2 separate regions of the Mus musculus genome follow, and region 1 is linked to region 2. Evidence: chromatin contacts called from ENCODE Hi-C or POLR2A ChIA-PET data. All regions are on one chromosome and are shown on one strand. The core of a region is the stretch at or near the end of the contact, and the rest is flanking DNA. Distances in the headings are between cores, read along the strand shown.

Region 1 (7,149 bases), core at 2,351-4,850, 49 kb before region 2:
GGCTAGCTAGTTTCTGATCCCATTTCCCTGCCCCTCTGAATAAGTAATAACATCCATGTTGCCTGCAGTGTTCCAAGTCACAGAAGCACTAAAGGCTCAGGGGGAAACAATGGGGCTTTGAGCCTGGTCACCCAGTTTGACTGTACAGTAGTTGACCATAGGAACTCGTGCTTAGAATGGCTGCTCTCTAGGAGATGACTAAGGAGCTGTGAGCGAGCGAACGAGGAAATGTCTTCACCTGATGGTAGCATTACTTACTTGGTGTCTGGCTTTCTAGACTTACTTAGCTTTGTAGTCCTCTAGTGACTGTAGATGCTCAGTCGTCTGGGGTGGCTGCACTCATAGGACACACACTCTTTAATTCTGAGTGTTGATTAGAATCTGTCAAAAAAGGTGCCAATTCTTAAAAGCAGGGGCTTAATCTTGGAGGTAACTCAGTGCCTGCCATGGTAGGTCCTAGTGCTACCTCCTGGAAGGTATAAAATCCCAGATCCATCTCCCAGACTTATGGCTGCTGCTTTTCATTCCCTGGGCTCATAACAAGTTCCAGAGACTTTATTTCTTCCAGGCACAGCCTGTTCTGTCTCCATCTCTCTGGCTTCTGCTTCCCAGCCCGGCTTTCTCCTCCTCTTACTTATTTCATCTTCTAGTCTAGGGACTCTGATAACATATGTCATATTCCAAAGTGCAAGGTCCTCAGATTCCTTAGTCCTAATCTCCTGCCTTCTAAAGAGAGTTGAGAACACCTCTGAACCTTACGGTAAGAGGAATGGTGCTCAGGAATGTAGCACCACTGCTGTGGCTTCGAACGTGTCTGTTGGCCTTTCTTTTTCCCCATTGAGTGCTCCAAGCACTTTTTCCTGTCTTAGTTGTGCACTTGAGGCTGACAGGTGATGTAATATAGTTGGACACTGTTTACTAGTAATACAGGGAAGAGTTTGGTGAGAGTGACTGGAGACTGTTGAGAAGATTTTAATGCTTTCTACAAATAAAGAACATTCTTGTTTAAAATGATGACTCATACAATGTGCTTTTGCAAAGGACTCACCAAGACCCCCCTCTCTCTCCCCCTACCCTCACACATAGGCACACAGTCTTGTGTCTTGCATTACCAGCAGGTGAATGAGTATCACAAGTTAAGGGCACTGTTCTTAACCACAGCCAACATATCCTGAGATTCTCCTGGTTACTTTGCATATCTCACTAGCTCCCACTTCTGTTTGTTTGTTTGTTTTGGTTTTTTGAGACAGGGTTTCTCTCTGTAGCCCTGGCTGTCCTGGAACTCACTCTGTAGATCAGGCTGGCCTCGAATTCAGAAATTCACCTGCCTCTGCCTTCCAAATGCTGGGATTAAAGGTGTGTGCTACTACTGCCCGGCTAGCTCTCACTTATTAAGTTCTAAGTACTTTCAAGTATTCTCATCAAGCAACATTGCTATTGCCTCTACTAGCTCTTTTTTTTTTTTTTTTTTTTTTTTTTTGGTTTTTTCGAGGCAGGGTTTCTCTGTGTAGCCCTGGAACTCACTTTGTAGACCAGGCTGGCCTCGAACACAGAAATCCACCTGCCTCTGCCTCCCGAGTGCTGGAATTAAAGGCGTGCGCCACCACACCCGGCTATTAACCACAGCTCTATGTTCTCCAGTACACACAGTTCTCAAGTCATAAGTAAAATTTATAAATCAAAATTCACCAAGAACTGCAGTGGTCCTTTGGTTAATAATAGGCCTTTTCCTTCCCAGAAGAAACATTGTTTCTTAATTCCCAAGAGCACGGTGCTAGACCTACCCTTCAAGGCCCATTTGTAATCCTGTGACGTCCTTTGAACTCAATTTCAATTGTATGTACTAAGTACCAAGTAGATCTTCCTAGAATATACCTTTGCTTTCAATGAGATCAAATCCATAGTTAAACCTGTTATTCAAGGCTTGTGTAAGAAGGGCTCACCCTACCATCTAATCTCCGCCATAAGGCTGTCAAGAATGGAAGGGGCTCAGTGACATAGCGCTTGCTTAGCTAGCATGTTCAAACAAAACCGAAAACCAAATTCTTCCATGTCTTTGGTTTGTTCTGCTCAATCCCTTAACTAGACTTTAACATTCTAAGAAGAAACCTTTTCTGGGAATGGAGATTTGGATTTAAAAGTAAGGAATACAACATCTGGAAAGAATCTTTGAGGTCTTCCATAAGTTTTTTCCCTGTTGTAATATCCAAAAATAAGTTCAAGACTACCCTGTACCTTCCCCCTTCAAAAGGACTTTCCAAACTGTACTAGCAGGCCAAGTACAGAGCCAGATAAAAAGCTGGCTGACTAAACAAATATAGAAACATAGTTTTAACGGTCAAAAACAAAATTAACAATCCTCCTGCCCCGCCTCACTAAAACACACACAAGGACAGACAAAATAAGAGTCACCCTACATAAACCAACCAATGTCTAAAAAGATTATTGGCTACACCAATTAAAATAAGCCAAACTACCCTGGTGCCTATATCCAACCCTTACAAAGGTATAAAAAGTGTGTTCCTTCTTTGTTCTGGGTCTCTCCTCCTGCCTGCCAGCTGAGAGGGGAGTCCCCAACATGCTGGATAAGTAAAATCCTCATGAGTTTTTGCAATGATGGTGGTCTCTGTGCTCTTTGTGGGTGAGGGTTTTCTGACAAGCTACAACACTCTCATACCCTTCACCCAGCTTCTCTTGTTACAACTTTAAGTTCAATTTTTCTAGTGAATTATTGAAAACCAAGATGAGTTCACAGATCTTAAACATTTTTAAAATGAAGATCTGGTGGTACCTAGAACATTTACAGTATTATTACACAACTGCCCACTTTTACCTCCAAAATAATTTTATCACCTCCTCCCTAGTGAGCATTCCCCAAGGCTCCCTCCACAAAGAGGGCCCTTGCCACTCTCAAGTCTTTGTCAAAGCCCCATAAACCTCTCTAGACCCCACGCTCCAGTCTTCCCCAGACCTTTGGTCAGAATTTTTCTTTTTTTAATTGTTTTTTGGTTTGTTTGTTTTCTGTTTTGTTTGTTTTGGGTTTGGTTTGTTTGTTTGTTTGTTTGTTTGGTTGGTTGGTTTTTTGTCACCTAGTGCTAAGATTAAAAGCATGCACCACCAAATTTACTCCCTTTTATACTCCAAATTTTAATGTATCCATTGTAGATAAACCTGATCTCCTAGCATACTTGGATGGTTAGTTTTCTCGGCTTTTTTTTTTTTCCAATGTCTTTCATATCTCTCAACCCATGAGATAGGGGCTGGATAATCAATTACATAGAATAAATAAATCTAGACAGTCAGTCTGCTGCTGAACGTATTTACCCGCGGTGTTAGGCATTACCGAGGTGTTTTAATGCCGTTGACATCCAATTGTTCTTTTACCAGTGAGCAACGCAGTCAATTTTTGCTCCGGGCTGAGAATAGACCGTCAAGTGAACTCTGGGATGAGTTCGGATTGCAAGCCAGGGCACCTCCCAGAGGCTCCGAATGCCCACGTGGACCCCCTCGGGCCTTCCCACCTCAAGTGAGACCCGAGCTGGGGGGCGGGGAGACGGGCGGGCTCTCGGGCAACTCTGGATTGGCCAAGATTCCAGCCCCGCTCAGCGTGGATCTGGCCGCGCGAGCTGACCAGTGATCCGGAGACTGCCCCGAAGGGAGCGTAAGCTGCATTCCCGGAGGGGCGGGCGGTACGGGAGCCGCTTCCGGGTGAGCCGCCCCGCCCCCACGTGGGCTTGCGCTTTTAGAGCGGGAGAGCGCGGTGTCCAGAGCCCGGCTCGGAGCGGCGGCGAGCAGCGTCCTTGGTACGTGAGCAGGCGCCGGCCTCTGGGAAGTGGCGGGTTGAAGGGGGACGGGACCCCAGAACAAGGTGAGGTGCACCCCTATGGCGCTGTGTTCCCGAAGCTCTGACGCTGTAGCGGAGACGCTGTCCCTATGCACCTACTAGAGTGGGCGGGATTCTTGCCGCTACAAGGTCTTGCTGCGTCCGGGATTCGGGACTCAAAGATGGGCTCCACCCGCCCCCTTTCTCGGAGGCCTCAGGGGTAGCCTCGGTTTCTGCAGAGCGCGATCTGTCTGGCAGGCTGGAGAAGTGGGGAAAACAATAAGGGTCGCTTGTGCTAGGTCTCTCCTGCTTCTGCTCATTCAGTCATACAACGATCCATTGAGATCCGCTTAAGACCCAGACCACATGAGAAGAAAAGCAGTCATGCAGCTTGAAACAAGAATTTGTCCCCATGCCTTTTAAATCCCAAAGTCACATACTAACCACCCTGCTACCAGCCGTGGCCAGGTCTAGGTTAAACCTTTCTTCCCCTACTCTCACCTGGAATCTCTGTCGCCTCTTCCATACTGGGACTATAACGTGTGAACTCTGTCCTTCTAATGCCAAAAGTCCTGGTGAGGACTGAGGGCTGCTAGACTCCAGAAGTTTGGACCATATTTATAGCTGACCTGCTGTATGAGACCTGCCCTTCTCGAGTTCAGTTTTACAGTTGTTTGATGTAAAAGCTCTCAGCCAGAATATTTTAGCAGTCTGTGGAAAGGCAACTCCTAGCTTGAAATGTCTAGACCCGGGCAGCAGGGGGGATTAAGCGCCCACACTAGATGAGGTCTAAGGTCTCTTCTTTAACCCCTCCTAACACCGTGGCAGGTGGCAGCTAGAGTGTGCAGGAAATGCAAATGAGCCACCGGGCAGTACCTTTTCAGAACTGCCCACAGATGCCTTTCCTGGGCCTCTTTGGGCTTCAGATTTCCCAGCTCTGAACCTTCTACCTAGCTGGCCCTCCTGACTTGTCTCCTCCCTAGCCAGGGCAGAGCCTGCTCGAGCTGGCACCACTTCACTACTATTTATGCCAAGAGCACAGCCTCCGGAATTCTTTGTGGGGTACAACCTGGGAGCCCAGGCTCTGAAGCTTTCTCTCAGCTGCTCCCAGTGGCAGTCTCACTCCCAGGTTGTGGGATGCTACCTCCTAAGGGAGGTGAGACCTTTACAGTCTTTCAGAAAAGCTACCCCGCAGTGTCTCTAAGAAACTACAGTGTTCCTTTTCCTTCTTGTCTAGTACGTGCTGCTGGAGGGCGGCTAGCCTCTCTCACCTCAGGCAGTGGCTGGAATGTATGTCCTTCCCTAGGTGTGGCGAAGGGTCAGACACAGTACAGCCTACTCATCCCAGCTCAGCACTAGCCATACATTTAGCGTTACTTGCCGCTGCTACCGTGGTGTTAGACATACCTCATCAGTAATCTGATCTTCACGCAGGCTTGATAATATCAGCACATTTTAAATCTTGAAAGAAAAAAAAAAAGTGGGGGAGGATCTGAAAGGCCTTGCCCGTCGTTATAGAATCGACTCTGGGATTGTTTGGCCCAGAAACAGTTGTTTCTGCAATACCTTGTACAGCTTGCTAGCAGAGTGAACCTGTTGTACAATGGGAGAGAAGGTAGCCTGGGCCCCTGTGGTCTTGTGTTCCTGTATTCCTAGGCCCCTGTGTTACTGTATGAGGCACAGGGTTTAAGCTCAAGTTTGCAAACCCCCTTAATTTGTGGAAAGTGCCCTGCCCATGTTTGGAAATCTTCCAGACTCTGAAGGACTTCTCTCAAAGAAAAACCCTGATCTAGAATTGGTTCTATAAAACAGAAGCAACTCTGGGCACCTTCCCACTCTATGGACGTTCATTAAGCATCTGCTATCACACGCTGTATAGTACAGGGCCTTGGGCTGGAAGTCTCAGGCTAGTCCCTACCTCTGCCTTACTCACTGTGTGAGTTCAGGTGGCCTTCCATCCCTTCATTTCTCCTATCAAACTGTGAGGGATTGAATAGAGCTTTTTTTCTTTTAAGTCGGCACCAACGTCTCTTTCAGTTTCATCTAGTGGCCAAAATAAAAACCTGCATCCGGGCAGGAGATATCTCAGTGATCAAGAACACATGTTGCTCTCACAGAGGACTTGGGTTTGGTTGACTCAACAGCCATAAGCAACACTAGTTCCGGGGACCACACAACCTCTTCTGAATTCTGTGGGCATTGCAAATATGTGATACATATGCATGCATGCAAGCAAAACACTCCTAGCCATAAAATAAGCCCTTAAAAGTTCAAAACAAAGCAAGCAAACAAAGCCTAAATCAAAGTTGGACTGTTCTGGCTGGGAATGTAACTCAGTGGTGGAGCGTAGGGGTCCAGGGGTTCCCCACCACAAGCAACCAGGAACTGCTGAGGTGCGCCTCTGCACACGCCTCTCCTCTCTTCCCCTCCTTCCCCTCCCAGCTACCCTGAAGTAAAATCTGGGCAGCGCAGCTCCTCCGTGGCCCTCCAAGTTTTACTTATGGGCAGATGGCCTATCAGCGTTGCTCCCTTAAGCTCTTAAAGGAGATGAGTGAACGCCAGGGAATGCAGGTGTGGACTCCAGAAGCCAGGGCCTGCTACAGAGATGATTCTGGGGCAGAATATGCACCTGGTTCCAAAACCTGACTCCAATCCAGAATGGCATTGAGCGAGTTCCATAACCTCTCTGAGCCTCTATTTCATAATTGCTAAGAGTTATGTTGATTTCGCAATGTAACTTCAATGAGATAAAGTACTGCCTTTGGCACCTTGCACCTAGGTAGAGGGAGACCAACTGGAGTCCAGCACAAATTCAGATTCGGGGCTTTATCATTAACCAGCTATGTCATTTTGAGCAAATAGTTGTACATCTCAGGGCAACCTCCTGGCAGATGTGAGAACCAAATTCTGCACAAAGAGTCTATATAGATAAACTCTCGAATGTGCTGAGTGTGTTACTTAGGAGCCAGAACATCTCTAAGGAGGCTTGGCCTCTCTTGTGTCCTGTGAAGAGGCTGGCCCACCCAGGGGTGTGGTGGCAGGGTTGGTCCTTGTGTGGTTCCTGATAACCTCAACCCCAGCAAGGAGGGAAAGGGGATAAGGTGGGCCCCTGAGCTGCTTGGGAGGGAGCTGAAGGAGCCTGAGAGAGTGGGAGCACAGCCAGGCACACTGAAGGATCCCCTGGGTTCTGGGCTTGTTTTCACTGGTAATTTGCTGTAGGACTTTGGTGAGTAGTGCCCCCTCTTGATGTCCCCTTTGTTGGAGGAGCAGAGATTCAAGCCTTCCAGCCTCTACTGTCTGTGGCTTTCTCTCTCTTTCTTCCTTTC
Region 2 (7,706 bases), core at 2,378-4,877:
ATGATACATCGCCAAAGTGGGTAAAGGGATGTGTTTTATATATTGCTGGGACAAATTACTTAACAAAAGCAACTTATATTCCTCACTGTTCGAAGGATATAATCTACATGCTGGTTAGGGTTTCTCAGGTTGATATAAGCTGGGGTTTTCCAGAAAGAAGAAACCTCAGTTGATAGAATGTCCTCACTGGCCTCTAGGCAAACCTAGGAGGCTTTTTTTTATTTTTATTTTTATTAAATGATTGATGTGGGAGGGCCCAATCCACTGTGGGTGGTGCCACATCTATAAGAAAGCCATCTGAGCAAGCCATAGGGAGCAAGTCAGGAGGCAGCATTCCTTTAGCGCCTCCGCCTCAGTTCTTGCCTTCAGGTTCCCTAACTTCATGAGGGACTACATGTGTAAGCTGAAATAAAGTCTTTTCTTCTCAGGTTGCTTTCAGTCCTGATGTTTTATCACAGCAACATGAAGCTAACTGATATGGTTTATCACAGCTGCAGAAGTGGGAGGCAGCTGGTCACACTTTGTCCACAGTCAAGGAGCAAAGAGTGGTGGATAACCCCAGACTAGATTCTATCCAGAAATCCACTTCAGTTGATCCATCACAGATACACCCAGAGGTCTTTTTGTTTCTGTTTTCTTTTCATGATTCTAGATCCTGTCCAGTGACGGCACTCACCATCACAGAGTGTAAGGATGGTTTACAAAGACTCCAAGGTAACAGCTAACTTAAGTAGTTCATAGTGTTGAAGCACATAGCATGGGTGTGCAGAGAGGATGAAGAGATGTAAACAAAGCTTAAGAGACCTCATGAAGAATTTGGGCTTCATCTTGGATTGTCATTGTTTACTGCACCTAAAAGCCCGTCTAGGAGCTTAAAGTGGAAGGTGCTTATGTGCTCCTAACTTAGAAGATTGGCAAACTGGGTTGTCACACCTGGATCACTTTTCTGATGATTCTCCTTGTGGTTTTCACCACGTGAAGGCTGGAAAGTATAAAACAGTCTTACTCATGCTTGACATTTGGTGCTAACTATTGTGTGTGCTGTGCCTTTCAGGTGAGCTGGCTAGGATTTCCTACAGATTCAAAAAGATGAAAGGAGAAACCAAGTCCCTTTGAGGCTTAAATCCAGAAGTTCCACAATGTTACTTCTGCTACACTCAAATGAAAAAAAAAAATGTATGATGCCAGCCCTAATGGAAGAATCAACGATGAGTTTATGGTTATTTTTAACTTATTATACCCCGGATAGTGTTGGCCTGAACCAAAACAGTGGCTAGAGAGAAATGAGGATATTTAGAAAGCAGAATTGGAAACCTTGGGAGCAGGATAGTTAAAATAACTTTTATTCACCTGATGTAATTGTTGTTTCTGAGGTTTACTGCCTTTGTACAACCTAATCTAGGCCTAGAATGTTTTCAGCCTCTGAAACTTACCGCTGAATAAGCTCACCCTTTTAGTTCTTTCTGAACTCTGGCTGGGCTGCTTCAACTCAGCTGTTCTGGCTCAAACTCCTCTGCAAGCTGACTGATTCAATCTGGCTTCTCCCTCTTGGCCTCTCCTAAATTGCTCTGCTTGGCTTTATACTAACTTTGACAATCTGTTCTAATCTACTAGCTCCTTCTCATTCTCTGCCTCGCTCTGTTTTTATCTGTGTCTGACTCGTTCTCTCTTTAACCTTTCTTTGTAAAATTCTTCCAGTAAAACTGCCTCCTTTTTTTCTGGCTCTCTCTGTGTACTGTTCTCTCTTAAGTAGCTTCTCTTTCCTCTCTCTTCTTCTGAGAGTTGGGCATATCCTGTTTTGTCAAATCTTTTTCTGATTTGTCACTTTGTCTGTCACTCAAACATCACTTTTAAACATAAAGAGTTTCCTTCTACAAACTAACTCTAGCTTTATTGTTTGGGATTAAAGGTGTGTACTAAGGGTGTGTCTGTATTCTGGGCATAGGGTCTAAAGAATTGTGCTAATGGTGAGCCACACCACAACTAGAAACAGATTTTTTTTTCCCCAGAAACAATCCAGTCTCCCAGTTCACAGTGTGATCAAATATCCTGCAACAGAGGATTGCTCCTGAGAGGCAGTTACAAATGACTCCTAGGTTTGTGGCTTGAGTGATTAATGGGTGGTAATGCCCAGTGTTTAGAGAAAGAAAAGAACAGGTTTAGGCAGAAGATGATGTCTGTGAGTCATGTCAAGGAAGAGGTGTCTTTTAGATAGTCAGATGGAGAAGAGCAAGAAGTAGGCGGAAGACAGATGAGGCTCCGGGACAAGTGTGACTACAGATACCAGTTTGGAAGGATCAGATGCCAGAAGCATTTCTCAAAGTGGTTGTATCCCAGAACAGAGTGCTTTGGGAGTAGACTCTAACACCTTAGTTTGTACTTGACCCAAATCAGTAGAAGTCTATTCTACTGCCAGTATTTTGTAGAAATACAGTATTTTGTAGAAATCAGTAGAAGTCTATTCTACTGCTAGTATTTTGCCATAGCAATGGGTTATACACTGACTCCAAAATTTACCTAACAACTATTTTTTAAAAGATTTATTTATTTTGTGAATATGAGTGCTCTACCTGTAGAGCTAGAACATGCACACCTGTGTTCCAGAAGAGAGCATCAGATCCCACATGGTTATGAGCTGTCATGAGGTTGCTGGGAATTGAACTCAGGATCTCTTAACCGCTAAGTCATCTCTCGAGATGTTAGTCTTTTGTTAGTACCTTCCCATTTGAATCTGAAGAAGGTACTGACAGTCTTTTTGTTTGTGGTGCTGGCTCATCCCAGTTTGATGAAAAACAAAGTGAAAAGTATTCAGTTTGGCAGCACATGTGTTAAAATTGGAACAATATAGGAACTGGAGAGATGGCTCAGCGGTTAAGAGCACTTATAGCACCTGCAGAAGACACAGGTTCAGTTCCCAAAACCCACAGGGCAGCTCACAACCATCGAGCTCACAACCATCGGTAACTCACGTTCTGTAGGATTAGAACTCAGTAGGCACACAAATTATATATATATATATATATATATATATATATATATATATATATATATATGTATATGCAGATAAAGCACTCACACTTATAAAATAAGTTATTTTCAAACCGTTTTTTAAAAAGTGGATTGACACAGAAAACAAATTAACATGGTCCCCACACAAAGGCGAACGGCACAATCAAAACCTTCCATATATTTGAAACTCATTACTTTATCTATTTAGAAAAATTAGTAAAAATAAACACACACATGCCAAATGAGAGGAATGGATTAAGATGTTTGGGAAATGTTCAATGGAGAAAATCTCTGTCTATATTCAGGGACATTTAAAATAAATTTTCTGGGCGAATAATAATTACAAAGTGACACTTATTAATCGCTTACTCGCTGTGGCTACGACAGATATCACCGCTTTTCTTGGAGGATACAGGTGCTTCATGTTCATGTAGCGTGGTTAAGCACAAACCTCCCCTGCATAGAATATTCACATACCATCAAATTAGAAAAGGAAAATACGCTCTCTCGGCTCGGCCCCTGAGGGACTTCCGGCACGTGGAACCTGGGTTCCGGGGCTGCCGTGGACGCCCGGAGCGTTTAGGTGGAACTCCCGCCCTAGCGACGCGCGCCTGGTTGCTAGGGGCGGAGGCGCGGGAACCTGTGGAAGCTAAGGATGCCTGCTACCCGTGCTTTCGGGCCTCGGTGCTAGCCCACCGGTGGGTATGGAGCCCGAGGTGGGAGAGAGGGAGCATCGGGGGGCATCTTCGCGCTCTCCCCAGCGGTAGCCAGCCACCCACCCGAAGTGAGGAGGAGGTCTGGGAGGGTATGTGTAGGACCTGGTTTCACCTGCTTCCATCTTGGCGTAATCCTCCCCTGGCACGTGCACATGAAAGTAAGCTTTAGCAGTTCAGATAATGGACAGGAGTAGGAGCATTTATAATCTGAAGGGCCAGAAAGAAAACAAACAAGACAACAAAGAACTGCACGCTGATGGTCCTCAACGTTGGGAGTTCTGATCTAGCGCCGACCCTCAGTGAGACCGGGTGTCTTGTAAATCCTCTTACTGTCTGAATCTTTTCCTTTACATTATCATTAGAGTCAAACCAGTCCACCTCCTATAAGCTTCTGCGAGTCGTTTGTTAATCTTTGAACACTGGTGTAGATGTCTTAGTCACAGAGAGTATAGGTTAGATAGACATCCATGTGAAAGATTTGGGAAGAGAGCGTGGATTTAAAAAAAAAATCATTTATACCAGTTGGGAAGTGGCAGTGCATGCCTTTAGTCCCAGCATTGAGGCGGTAGAAGCAGGCAGATCTCTGAGTTCTTGGACAGCCTGCTTGGTCTACAGAGTGAGTTCGTTCCATGACAGCCAGGGCTACACAGTAAAACCCTGTCTCAAAAAAAAAAAAAAAAAATAATAATAATCATGTACACAACTAGCGCCATGTTAAAAGTCTCAGTGATCATACTTGCTAGGCCAGAACACATACACAGAGATTTATTAAAAAGAATATATCACAAGAAAAGTCAGGCCTAGTAGGCACATTCTTAGAATAAACCCGAGTGGGAAGAGTTCTTTTCGATAACAAGTCACGGGGAACTTGCTCAGTCTTGTGTGATTCATGGTAGGTGAAGAGGCAAGGGGCATCTCACTACCTTGCTAAGTAGTACATTTTACAGCGTCATTTCTTCAATATTTGGGTTAATACTGTGTCAGACTGCAAATGTTTGTATAAGACATCTCAAGTCACTAGGATCATATGAGAGGTTTTTTGTTGTTGTTGTTGTTGTTTTGAATCTTTGTGTGTGTGTGTGTCTACAGACAGGATGAGAAAAGTCTACTGAAATAAGATTCATTTCACTCAGTTCTGCCCCCATGACAGCAAGTTAGCTCTATGGATCACAGTTGTATCAAAGGCTATAAAGGAATTGTGTACTACATAACCGAAAGAGGATTTTCTGAGCTCTATCTAATGTAGGCCTTTGGAAAGCAGATTTGGACAGAGACAGATCAGGGGTTCAGATGTAGATCTGCTTCCCCCAGAAACCCACAGGGCATCCAGAGCCATCATGACCTTTCAGCACCTTTCCAAGTGCTTCCAGCCTTTGTGGGTTGAAGCAGGGTGATGAGCCTTCAGAGATATTTTTTGGATGGTCTTGTTAGGTAGTTTAAAAAGACCATTATTTTGAGGTCTGGTCACATGAGCCTGTGAGGCAGGAGGATTTTGAGTTGGAGGCCAGCTTGGGCTATACAGAAAAAGATTTTGTCCCCAAAAGACAAACAGTCAAAAACCACAGAGTGTTATGTTGTACCCTGTAAAGAGCTTCTGGCTAATCTTGCTCTTTAATTTAGGATGCCATCTCTCATGCAGCAGAGAAATAGATGTGTAGTTAACATCATGATATACTCTGCTCTATTAATAGAAAATTGACGTTCATATAATCTTGGAAATTTGTGTGCTATTTCTTAACGAGGAAAACTACAGTAATAATTTTTTTCAATTAAACGAGGCTCCTATTTACACTTGTAAATCTCTCTGGTGCAAACATATGCTTAGACAGAGGGGAGATTAACTTAAGCGTCCTTTCGTTAATTACAGAGATTAGGAAGTGGCTGTCTGACTTGTTTCCGAAGGCTGAATGAACTACAGATCATCAAATACAGCAGCTCACCAAGAAGATCTGGTTGCTTTGGGGGTAAGTAATGCCAAGTTACCCTTCCTTCCACTCCCCAGCGAAGATACCCACTAAGAATCCAGTTGGTTTTGAATACATTTACAGCCCCCGTGGTTTCCAGTGACCTAGATCTCGGGCAATACCTGTTTGCAGTTTGATGACAGTGTTAAACACAGGTGAAGCTGGCAGATGGGCAGCTCTGCATATCTATAAACAGTACATATCTTAGAGTTTCTGGATGCCGTCCTAGAACTTTTCCTTTTAGTCCATCACATGGCCTATCACAGAACATCCTAGAATGTTTGAATTAGAAGAGACTGCAGGTTCAGGAGTTTGCAACAAATACTTTTGTCATACTGTGTAAGCCATTTGGGGTTAAAAAAAAAAAGATCTTGGGGCTAGAGTGATGGCTCATTGGTTAAGAGCACTGACTGCTCTTCTAGAGGTCCTGTGTTCAATCTCCAGCAACCACATGGTGGCTCACAACCATCTGTAATGAGATCTGATGCCCTCTTCTGGCACAAAGGTGTACATGCAGATAGAGCACTCATACATAAAATAAATAAATCTGATTTTAAAAAGTCATTATGGAACACATAATGTTCTGGTCACGTAAAAGTCATTTAGTATTGTGCTGCTGCTTTAGGTAGGGAGGCTGAGGCAGGAGTGGGCCACTCCAGGACACAGTAAGCCCTGAGTGAGCTGAGGCAGATTCCAGAACTCTAGGCTACACCCTCCACTCTCAGCTCTGCATTGTGTCTGTGAGCTGTTCTTCTTTCCAGGATACCCGCCCATGTACTTCCTCAGACAGTGGGAGGGAAGTCTCTGGGAAACTCTGTTTTTAGTGGAGGGGATGAATAAGAATATGTACCTGGCGGCGTTTAGTTGCTCTTCTCTCTGTGGACAGCAGTTCCTGGAGCTCAGCTGGCTGTCTGTGAAACATGAAGCTTTCAGAACTTCTTTAAGCCCAAACCCGGAGGGAAGGAGACTGGCCCCTCTCACTGCCGCTTTTACTTCCTTCGGCTCTTCAGCTAGTTTGAAGGACACGGGGCCTGAGGTAGCTGAGATTGGCTCCTGGTCTGATCCTGCTAATGTTGGTGCTGGCCACCTCTCTTATTCTTTGACGTACCAGCAGGAATGTCACGTGCTCAGGAGGTGCTTCCTGAGAGAAGAGAGAAGGTGGATAGCCTTGGTTTTGGTGGTGGTGGTGGTGGTGTTTTTTTCCTTTGTTTGTTTGTTTGCTTTTTCTTTTATTTCTTATTTTGCAGCAGTGGGGATTAAACCCATGTGTGATCATGCTAGGCAAGCTTCGTGCCTGCCAGGCAAGCACTCTGCCACCATGCAGTCCTCAGCATCTTTGAATGCACATTTACTCTTTCTTTTTAGTTCTAGCATTGTGAGCTGATGAGGAAAAATATAAGTAAACCTGGGGAAAATACTCTTCTTATGCTGATACAGCATCCAGTACTAACACGTTGTCGTCTCTAGGACAGTTGTTCTCAGACCCTGTGGCCTCAGGATCTCAGGGCTGCTTCTCATGCTCAGAATGACTGAGGACACCAGAGACCTTTCCGATTCCTGCTCACTGCTGCCTGTATACCAATAAAGCTGGGATGTTTAAAAGATATTTCCTTACTTAAAACTAAAAGTATAAAGCTCTTGCATGTACACTGTGGTAGTGCCTAACTATATTACAGTACTTGGGAAGCAGACACAGGAGGATTGCAAGTTCAACACCAGCCTGGGATACACAGTAAGCTTTAGGCCAGACTGTGAGACCCTGTCTCTAAAAACAAAAGCCTATTGTGGGCCAAATGTGGTGGGACGTGGCTTTAATCCCAGTACTTGAGAGACAGAGGCAGGTGATTTCTGTGAGTTTTAAACCAGCCTGGTCTTCTTTTGATCCCAAACTCTAGGCCAGCTAAGGCTACATAAATGGCATGATTTATTAAAATTCCAAAACACCTTAGTTGGAAAAAGTGGTACTGAGTTTTTGAAACTCTCTTTTGATGTGTGATTTAAAGAGAAGACAGTTGGA

The links. A loop is a pair of places that touch in the nucleus more often than their neighbours do. ChIA-PET counts read pairs that join two places held with the same protein, here RNA polymerase II (POLR2A).
Region 1: a map of heart shows a loop between it and region 2 (2.2-fold over the local background). The contact joins the promoter of Alad here to the promoter of Wdr31 in region 2. A Hi-C loop is called at or near these places in 5 of 37 maps with a recorded cell type or tissue (Patski, T-helper 2 cell, heart and 1 more). POLR2A ChIA-PET finds 5 or more read pairs at or near these places in 1 of 5 experiments (Patski).

Annotation. Positions count from the first base shown.
Region 1 is chr4:62,516,514-62,523,662 of GRCm38, reverse strand. It overlaps Alad (aminolevulinate, delta-, dehydratase), which reads left to right and starts at 3,600. Exons shown (of 12, transcript NM_008525.4): 1 at 3,600-3,803.
Region 2 is chr4:62,466,820-62,474,525 of GRCm38, reverse strand. It overlaps Wdr31 (WD repeat domain 31), which reads left to right and starts at 3,627. Exons shown (of 11, transcript NM_023597.3): 1 at 3,627-3,707; 2 at 5,593-5,689.